2 separate regions of the Mus musculus genome follow, and region 1 is linked to region 2. Evidence: chromatin loops called from intact Hi-C (ENCODE). Cell type or tissue: heart. All regions are shown on one strand. Links, peaks and the distances in the headings refer to the core of each region. The heading gives the core; the rest is flanking DNA.

Region 1 (4,387 bases), core at 288-4,287, 93 kb before region 2:
TTCAAAGGCAATATCAACCTATAGTTCAGGTAGATGAAGAGTTAGGGGACACCAATCTCTAAAATTCTATGATTAGAATTAGTCTAAACAGAAGAAGAGGGGAATAAAAGGAAATAAAACTTGAGACCTGTGATTCATGTAATGTATGTCAAATAGCCCAAAGAGTTGTTTTTGAGCTTTGAAACCTGGGGCTGAGAACATAGCAGAACAGACCCGGACATGCCCGTCGCCTCCCTAACTCCCCACCCCTCTGACCTAAGTTAAATGTTAACAGGCTGCTGATGTTTAAATGGACCAATCATGTGAAACCGTGCCAATTCCTCCCCCAGCCCCACTCCTTTTATATAAAAACCCCTGGCTTCCAAGTGGTCCAATCCACTGTCTCCTGTGTGAGATACGTTTCAACCCGGAGCTCTGCCATTAAAATACCTCGTGTTGTTACATCAAGGTGTTGTGTTCTGTTCGTGATTCTTGGGTGCACGCTGAATCGGGAGTTGAGTGAGGGTTTCCCCACTAGGTTCTTTCATGACATCTGTTAAGGCTGTAGGTGTAAATGTGCTCTTCCGGGTCAAGCCCACTACCCACATGCTATTTGGTGTGTTCCTCTCATCTGCCCAAAGGGCACCTAGCACCCCACAACTTGTGTTTTTCTTGTAATGTGGTTCCCTGGCCAATCATTCTGGACCAACAGCATCAGCATCTGGCTGGGAACTTGCTATTAATACACATTCTCAAGCCCACCTGAGCTCTACTGCACCAAAAACATGTAGAAGCTAAAGTGAGCACTGCAACCTCTTGATCTGGAAGGCAGCGGCCAACCTGGCTCTCGCTATTCCTGACTTTAAAAGCAGTGACTTCAGTTAGAAACTGAAAAAAATGCTAAGTGGTCAAGTGCATATACTGTTCTTGTAGAAGACAGGAGTCTAGTTCCCAGCAACCACACCAGCAGATTCCAACTACCTCTAACTCCAATTCCAGAGGAATCTAAGTCCTCTTCTGGCCTCTGTGGACACTCATATTCACATGCTCTTAATTTTTTTTTAAGGCCCAAGAGATGGCACATCAGTTAAGAACATTGGCTGCTAAGAGGATTGAGACTTGATTGATTCCCAGCACTGACAAAGATTCTAACAGAGTTGGACACCCTCTTCTGGCTTCCTCCAGCCCATGGTGCAGCCAAAACACCATACATATAAACAAACAAATATTTTTTAAGCACCCAGGTATGTATCATAAGAAGAAAAGCTTTCCAACTTGAGTTTCTTTTCATCACTAAACTACCCTGTCGTCTTTATGTAACACATGCCCAAACAGGAGAAAGTAGCCTCAGAAATGGGCACTTTCATAGGCTCTTTGTATATAGAAATGTAAAAATGAATACAATCAGAAAATTCAAACACAAACTGGAGAGCTGAGCATGGTAGGGCATGTCCCTAAGTCCCAATTCTCAAGAGGCAAGGCAAGGAGGGATCCTGAGTTACACATGACAAGTCTACCTCAAAACTAAAACAAAACAAGAAGGGGGAGGGGCAGGGGCATTAATTGGCCAGTTACAAAGATTGGAATAAACACAACTGCCCAATTATCTGAAATGCCATGTGAACTCAAAGAGAACCTTGAAGCCTATTCTGTCCAGAGAAAAATCGCTAGATCAGCTGTCTTTAGAAAGTTTAAGAGATCTGAAGTGCACTTCATAAATTCCAGGGTTAACAAATTGCTACTAGGTTTACAAGTGTCTCTGTTCAGAAAAGGATACCAAGAAAAATACTTTGCCAGTGGAGTATCTCACAGCTCTGTGTCTATAAGAAATAGAGCTAATCCAGATTATTTAAAACTAGCCAAAAGCACTGCTTGGGCTATGATAAGTTTTAAAACTTCCTTACAAAAGCTCCAAAATAAAACATTACCATTCCAGCTCATATCTATCTCTAGTCTTCAGGAGGTTTAAGTGCTTGTATTCAACACCTTGAAGCCACTGTGACACATCCGGAAGCAGCTGCTTCTACTGGTAAGACCTTCAATATTGATTTTCTTGTCCTCTTCTCTTCTAGACACCTATCTACTAATGGGATGGTTAGCAAAGTGAAAGCTAAAAGTAAACTTCCTAGAAGGTAAAGCTTACTCAGCAGCTCCTCTTGTGAAGAAAGGAGAGTGAAAGTCTTAAGTCCTCAGGCAGTACTAAAGCCAACCATAAAATTATTCAATCTCTAGATCACACTTCAGCCTTCCAACTTCCTTTAGCCCATTTGCAAATGAGGAAGCTGGAGTTGAAAAACACTGAGTAAGGAGGCAGAACTCTAGTAAGCAGCAGAATCCGATACAAAAGTCATCAAGCCACCCAATGAGTGAGTCGATACACAAGATCACTCTTACTGAGAAGACCTGAACAAGCAAGTTTCTTTCCATCTCACCAACCCTGAGTCATCACCCATAAAACAGGAATATCTGCCAGTAACTGCAAGACTGAAACGAAAGTATACATAAAAGAAGTTATTATTTTTTGTGTACACAGTCTCTAATGACAAAGCAAGAAATGTAAAATCCCTGATCCAGCAAATCCCAACACTTCCAGAAACAAGCAGAATGCACGTCTTAGAGCCTTGAGCTAAAATTAACTCAGGCAGCAGTCCTCTCTATTTTTAGCTGGAAGGGGAGTGGAGCTGGGCCAGGTTACCAGTCAGGCTCAACTTACCCAGGCCTCAACTTCATGTAAACCAGGAATCAATGCCCCTGCAGGCTGGGTCTGCTTTCTTCTCTTCTGGGATTTTTTACCCTCCTGGGAAGGAGGCTTACTACCAAGTCACAACTATACTTTCCAGTTTCATGCCTAATTTATTAGTTATTCCTCCTTACAGGTGTGCCTGTGGATCTGGAGCTCCAGAACAGTTTGGTCTCCTTCCTAAAAAGCTTTAAAGAAGTGGAAAACTGTGAGCAGGGGGCAGAAGGCTGAGGGTCACACACGAGCATTGAACAGGGCAGAGGTCAAGAGGGTCAAAGAACACATCCACTGCTAAATGATGTATCCTGTGAGAGATATTTTTAAGTAAGATTACAAAAAGGAGGTCTAGATATGTTAAACTAGCAGTATTTTGTTTTCTACATAAAACACTAGAGGAGGGAAGTCAAGAGCTAATCTGGAGCTGGAGAGTAAGCCAGCTTCACTAACAACAGTGTTAAAAGAGAGAACCAGCAGAATGCTGACATCAGAGACTCTGACAGGGGCACCTGACCCTTTTCTCAGCCACAAGCCTATTCATGTATTTAGTGGATCTGCACATTGTCTTCAACCTCACCAGGAGGAAAGATCCCTATACTTTCAAGATGCCCTAAGCCAGTGGTTCACAACCTTGCCAATGCTGTGATCTTTTAATAGAGTTACTCATGTTGTGGTGATCCCAACCATAAAATTATTTGTTGCTACTACGTAACTATAATCTTGCTACTATTATGAATTGTAATGTAAATATAATATGCAGGATATCTGATATACGATCCTTGCAAAAGGGTCTTTCAACAAAACCCACACATTGAGAACTGGCAACATTCCTTACAACACAGCAGTGAAGCAGCCTTTGTAGATTCAACTTCTTACTGCGTAAGTTACTTAACTTCAATTTATATATCCCTTCATTTTTAGGATGATGACAACAGTACCTTCTTTCATGAATTAACATGAAGGAAATATAACCTGACACAGGGAAATTACTAACACTACTCTGTCATCTTTATGCTAGGAGCAAGTTATCAGAGTACTGAAAAGGACACTACCCCTCTCCTCTTCCGAGCCTTTTGCTGTCCTTCCTTCTTCAATACAGGCCCAGGGCTTTTCTCTACAGATGTTATTTCCAAACTATCTTCTGAGCCCACTCACCCCACTAATTGCTCTACTCCACCCACTACCAGTTGCCACTGTTCTGCAGCTTCTCTCCAAACAGCAGTCTCCAGCTGGAGAGATGGCTTGGCGGTTAAGAGCTCTGACTGCTCTCCCGAAGGTCCTGAGTTCAAATCCCAGCAACCACATGATGACTCACAACTATCTGTAACAAGATTTGACTCTCTCTTCTGGAGTGTCTGAAGACATCTATAGTGTATTTACATATAATAAACAGATCTTTTAAAAAAACAAACAGCAGTCTCTGTTTTTTGCCATCAAACTGAAACCTAAGAATACAATGTACAGTATTTTTTTTAAAGTTTTTTTTTTAAGATTTATTTATTGATTATATGAAAGTACACTGTAGCTGTCTTCAGACACTCCAGAAGAGGGAGTCAGATCTCCTTACGGATGGTTGTGAGCCACCATGTGGTTGCTGGGATTTGAACTCCGGACCTTCGGAAGAGCACCCGACTGCTCTTACCCACTGAGCCATCTCACCAGCCCCATGTA
Region 2 (4,387 bases), core at 233-4,232:
AGCCATGATTATGAGAATTTACAAAGATAAAAAGTCCTCCGTGCTTCAGAAACACAAACCGCTCACAGACAAACCCTGCTACAACATGGACTCAAACGTACTTTTCCTTCTTCTAAAAAAAATGATTATCTCATGAAAATCTTCAAATTGTTTACAGTTTTAAATCTGATAGCACTTACCCACAAGAAAGCCACTGTATGTTTGAATAGCTGATACTTGTTTGAAGCTACTATTTATAATTTGATCAGCCAGAGCTGTTTGAACTCACAAGAGATGCACACTAGGGAGCCGACACCAATAGCAGTGGCAGCTACAGTACAGACCGACCGTAGGGAATGTCTGTGATTCTACACAAACAACCAAGGGAAGCGCTGGGCTTTCATCTCTTAATATTTCTCTACTTCTCAAACACTGAAAAATGATCAGCCACACAAGAAATTCTGAGAATAATTAGGGGCTCAGTTAAAGAATCTAGTTTAACATATTTTTCTGGGGATGTAGCTCAGTTGGTAGCATGCATGCATGCATGCATGAGGCCCTGAGTTTAGCCTGGCATAAAGCCAGCATGGCACCCCACACCTGTAATGCCAGCACTAGGGGCAAGGTAAAGACAGGAGAATGAAAAACTCAAGGTTACCCTCAGCTAGACATTGTTTGAGGCCAGCCTGAAACACTGTCTCAAAAAAAGAAAGAAAGAAAGAAAGAGAAAGAGAGAGAGAGAGAGAGAGAGAGAGAGAGAAAGAAAGAAAGAGAGAGAGAGAGAAAGGGGCAAGGGGCAAGGAAAAGGAAAAGGAAAAAGAAAAAGAAAAAGAAGAGGTATCTAATCCTCAAAATAACTTTCTTACAAATCAGGACAAACTTTCAAAAAGTACCACAAATCTGGTCAACACTATGAACAAATCCATACAAAATGGACCCGACGGCTGTGAGGAAGATGCTTACAGCTCAAGCCTGGCAGCCCGAGTTTATCCTGAGAATCCATATAAAGGAGAGACCGACCAACTCCACGAAGTTGTCCCTTAGCCCCCATAGGCACACATCATGTAGGCACACACAGACTAAAACATGAGGGTTAAAAGCCAGATCCTTCAGTTAGCTTCCACTCTGAATGTCTGCACATACTTGCTGTGTATATCCACTAATATTTGCCAGTAACTCCTACCTATAAACTGAAAGTACCAATGAAACGTCACCTTCCATTCAAGGCTGATCCTGGTTCTAAGATTTTTTTAGACCTCCATGATTCAAATATCAGTTTAGAGAAATCATCATTACTTCTTGCCATCTTGACTCAGAAATGTAAAACTGGTGATTTTAAATAAAGCCGAGCAGCAAAGACATCCTTTGAAAGCTGGCTTTAAACTGTCTTCACACTGGATTAAGCAATATCAACAAAGAACACCACCTTTTAAGAGTTTAAATTTATAATTTAAAGCAAAATTATTCTACTAAAGCCACAGGTTACTTCCAGAATTGCTTTGTAAAGTCAATACAAGAATCTGACGGTGTTGGTCTGAGGACCAGCTTGTTCTCACTGAACACCCCAGCATCTAAGGTAGTATATAACACAACATGCCCCAAACTGCATGTGTAAAGGCTGACGTCACCTATAGCTACAATAAAAAAAGGCAAGCTCCTTTACCTAACTTCAATTTTGTTTATATACACAAGTGCCCACTCCATGAAAATCCATCACTTCTCAATATACCTTAGCCTGTTACATGCCACACCCATAGATACATTTACATTTCATTTGTTGTTAGCACTAAACCATGCACAGACCATAGAAGAAAAGCAAAATTCTATAATAGAAAACACAAGACAGAAGTTAGGAGAATTTACTAACAATCCATAGGCAGCTTACCTGCAGTTTGGCGGAGGGTCTAAAGTGATGTCTGCCAGCTCCTTCTGGATCCTGGGAGATCAGGAAACAAAGTTAGTTGGAGGCCCTTCCAGAATCAGGTCAGTAGCCCACCTTACTCCACTGAGGAAGCAGAAGATACTTAGAGGTCCCAGTGCAGGGGAGCAGCTTGAGGTAGGTCTCTCCCACCCTTGACAGCATAGGACTTCCAATACAAGCACACAAGGGCAGTTGGCCTCGGTGTTTTCCATTTAAACAGTTTAAAATTTTCTCACTTGCTGCTTTCCCAGCTTTTCCAGTATCTCACCCGTGAATGAATAGTAAAGTCATTATCCTGAAGTGAGTCTCCCCTGGGATTCCCTCAGGTCTGGGCCCCCTGTCCTGGAACCCCAGGACCAGAACTCTGAAGTACTGGGCCTTTTGGCGTGCTTAAACAGTGACTCTACACACCAGCTCCACCCCCAGGTCAGGCCCATAGTTCTGATTCTCCCAGCAGACCACAGAACCCCTGTCAGGTACCCCCCACCCCTGTCAGACCAGGGACCGCCCCACTGGCCAGGACCCCCCCCCCCGCACACCAGCGCCCCCCGCAGGCCGGGACATCAGCGCCCTCAGCAGGTCATTGCCGCTCAGACCCGGGCACTGTCCGCACCCTGGAGCAGTGGCCTGCCGGCAAAGCCAATATGGCCGCTCGGGCCCCTGTGACCGCCACCGTCAAGGGTCGAGCAGCCCTGGAAGTGTTGGGTGGAGCTGAGGGCAGCAGGACCCCCGGCCGCGCCGCACAAGTGCACAGCCACCTGCACCCGCCGCGAGCACCAGCCCGTTCCCAGCCCGACTTCCCGGCTGCCCGGGCGAGGACGAGCTTTCTCGGGCAGCCCCAGGCCCGCAACCCGCACCCGCATCTCCGCACCTCACAAAGAGCCCATCCCCCACGCTCAGGCCGAAGCCACTGACAGTTCACACCCGCCTCTGGCCTTTGTCTTCGCTTCGGTTAACCCAGACGCTGAGGGCACCAGTTAAAAGGACAAACTTTGCAGCCTTAAGCTGCCTCTTCTAGGGAAGGCTATTTGTATAACTTCTCATCCTAACCCGGCTGTTGTTACAACTTAAAAATTCATCAAGGCAGCTCACTCATCAACACTCAAACTCGGCAATCTGAATGACAATGGATGTTTTCCCTTTCCAAAGGTTTTTGGAGGGTAAGAAGAAGCCTGCTATTATGCACTGACATTTTTAGCTGGTACTTCTTTCACATTAAAAGGAAAACAAATTGAGTGGTGCCTGGGGAAGTTCTTCAAACTTTCCTATTGAAGAGCACTTCCTGTCCCTACAAATGTGGTCCAGTTTAGAACATCCAGTCTCTACTGACATTATTAGTGTCCTGCTAAATTCCACCACTTCCAGAAGGCACTTCAGTCCCTATATGTTTGCATCTGGTGTTTCATTCCCAACTGGATGTTAGTTTGGAGGACTAGTTTCCGGATTCTTGTATGTGTTGGAACTGATAATTTTCAGATCTGTTAGAGAGCAAATGTTTCCCCATGAGCTGTAAAAAGGACAAATTGTTGCTTTAATGCTTAGAAAGTGACGCTTCTAAGAAGGCTGGCGATAGCTCACATCTAAAGATGCCTGATGGCCTCAGTTCAATCCCTCAAAGCTACATGCCGAGAGAGAACTGTCTCCAAGAATTTGGCCTCTGACCTCCACACATGTACCCTGACATGCCTGAATCCACACATATCACATGAATACACACACAATAAAATTATGTTTTTAAAGTCCAATCAATACCAGGCAGTTTTACTCACTGAATCTCAAACACCACCATTTGCAGCAATTCCAGACTACTGATGCAAGGTCTGCAAGTGATTCAAAGGCCTGTTCAAAAAGTGGCTCTAGCTCAGCACAGTTCCCACCAGTGCTCTCCTCTACCAGAGACAACGCTCCACAGTGAACGAATCCCCTTAGCCTGCCCATGGAGATTTCATTTTCACATCATCTTCTGGCACACATGCCCTTCCCAACAGATTCCAACCCCCATCCTAATTTCATTCTTTCTTAGATACCCTTTTCACTTTGTGCCTTTTGATGTTTTTGTGTGTATTTTTTATTTATTTTTTTTATTTTTGTTTTGTTTTGTTTTGTTTTGTTTTTTGAGACAGGGTTTCTCTGTGTAGCCCTGGCTGTCCTGGAACTCACTTTGTAGACCAGGCTGACTTCGAACTCAGAAATCCGCCTGCCTCTGCCTCCCAATTGCCTTTTGATGTTAACCTTAGCTTTCCTTTAACACAAATAGCCACTCTTTCAACAAGGAATCTACAAGTCTAAATCTGTTGCACTAAAAGGCACATACTGCATGTTGGCTCCATTTCCCGCCTGCCATTTCTACTTTAATGTTTCTTTACCAGCTGTTTCTGAGTGGCCTCTCATAGGCCAGGCTGACAAGGAATGCCATGATTGTTCTTCACTCCCAAAGGTTTTCTGAGGGTAGGAACTTCTCCAGTCAACACTCAGTTTGTTTTTCTT

The links. A loop is a pair of places that touch in the nucleus more often than their neighbours do. Peaks named below come from ENCODE experiments on the same cell type or tissue, not always from the same donor. Only the 100,000 strongest peaks of a DNase experiment are listed, where the experiment ranks them.
Region 1: a loop joins it to region 2, with 2.9 times the contacts of the local background. A loop is called at or near these places in 3 of 42 quality-filtered maps.

What each region holds. Positions count from the first base shown.
Region 1 is chr14:18,231,794-18,236,180 of GRCm38, forward strand. All of the region lies in intron 1 of Nr1d2 (nuclear receptor subfamily 1, group D, member 2), which reads right to left. Among named protein-coding and RNA genes, the nearest start is that of Nr1d2, 5.1 kb to the right of the region's middle. In heart, for the core only: no CTCF peak of the experiment used is centred there; a DNase peak (open chromatin) is centred at 2,508; H3K4me3 peaks cover 540 bases; H3K27ac peaks cover 1,834 bases.
Region 2 is chr14:18,324,516-18,328,902 of GRCm38, forward strand. Ube2e1 (ubiquitin-conjugating enzyme E2E 1) reads right to left here. Exons shown (of 6, transcript NM_009455.3): 3 at 1,865-1,915. Among named protein-coding and RNA genes, the nearest start is that of Ube2e1, 5.1 kb to the right of the region's middle. In heart, for the core only: a CTCF peak has its summit at 2,504 (motif pointing left); a DNase peak (open chromatin) is centred at 2,536; H3K4me3 peaks cover 1,278 bases; H3K27ac peaks cover 1,110 bases.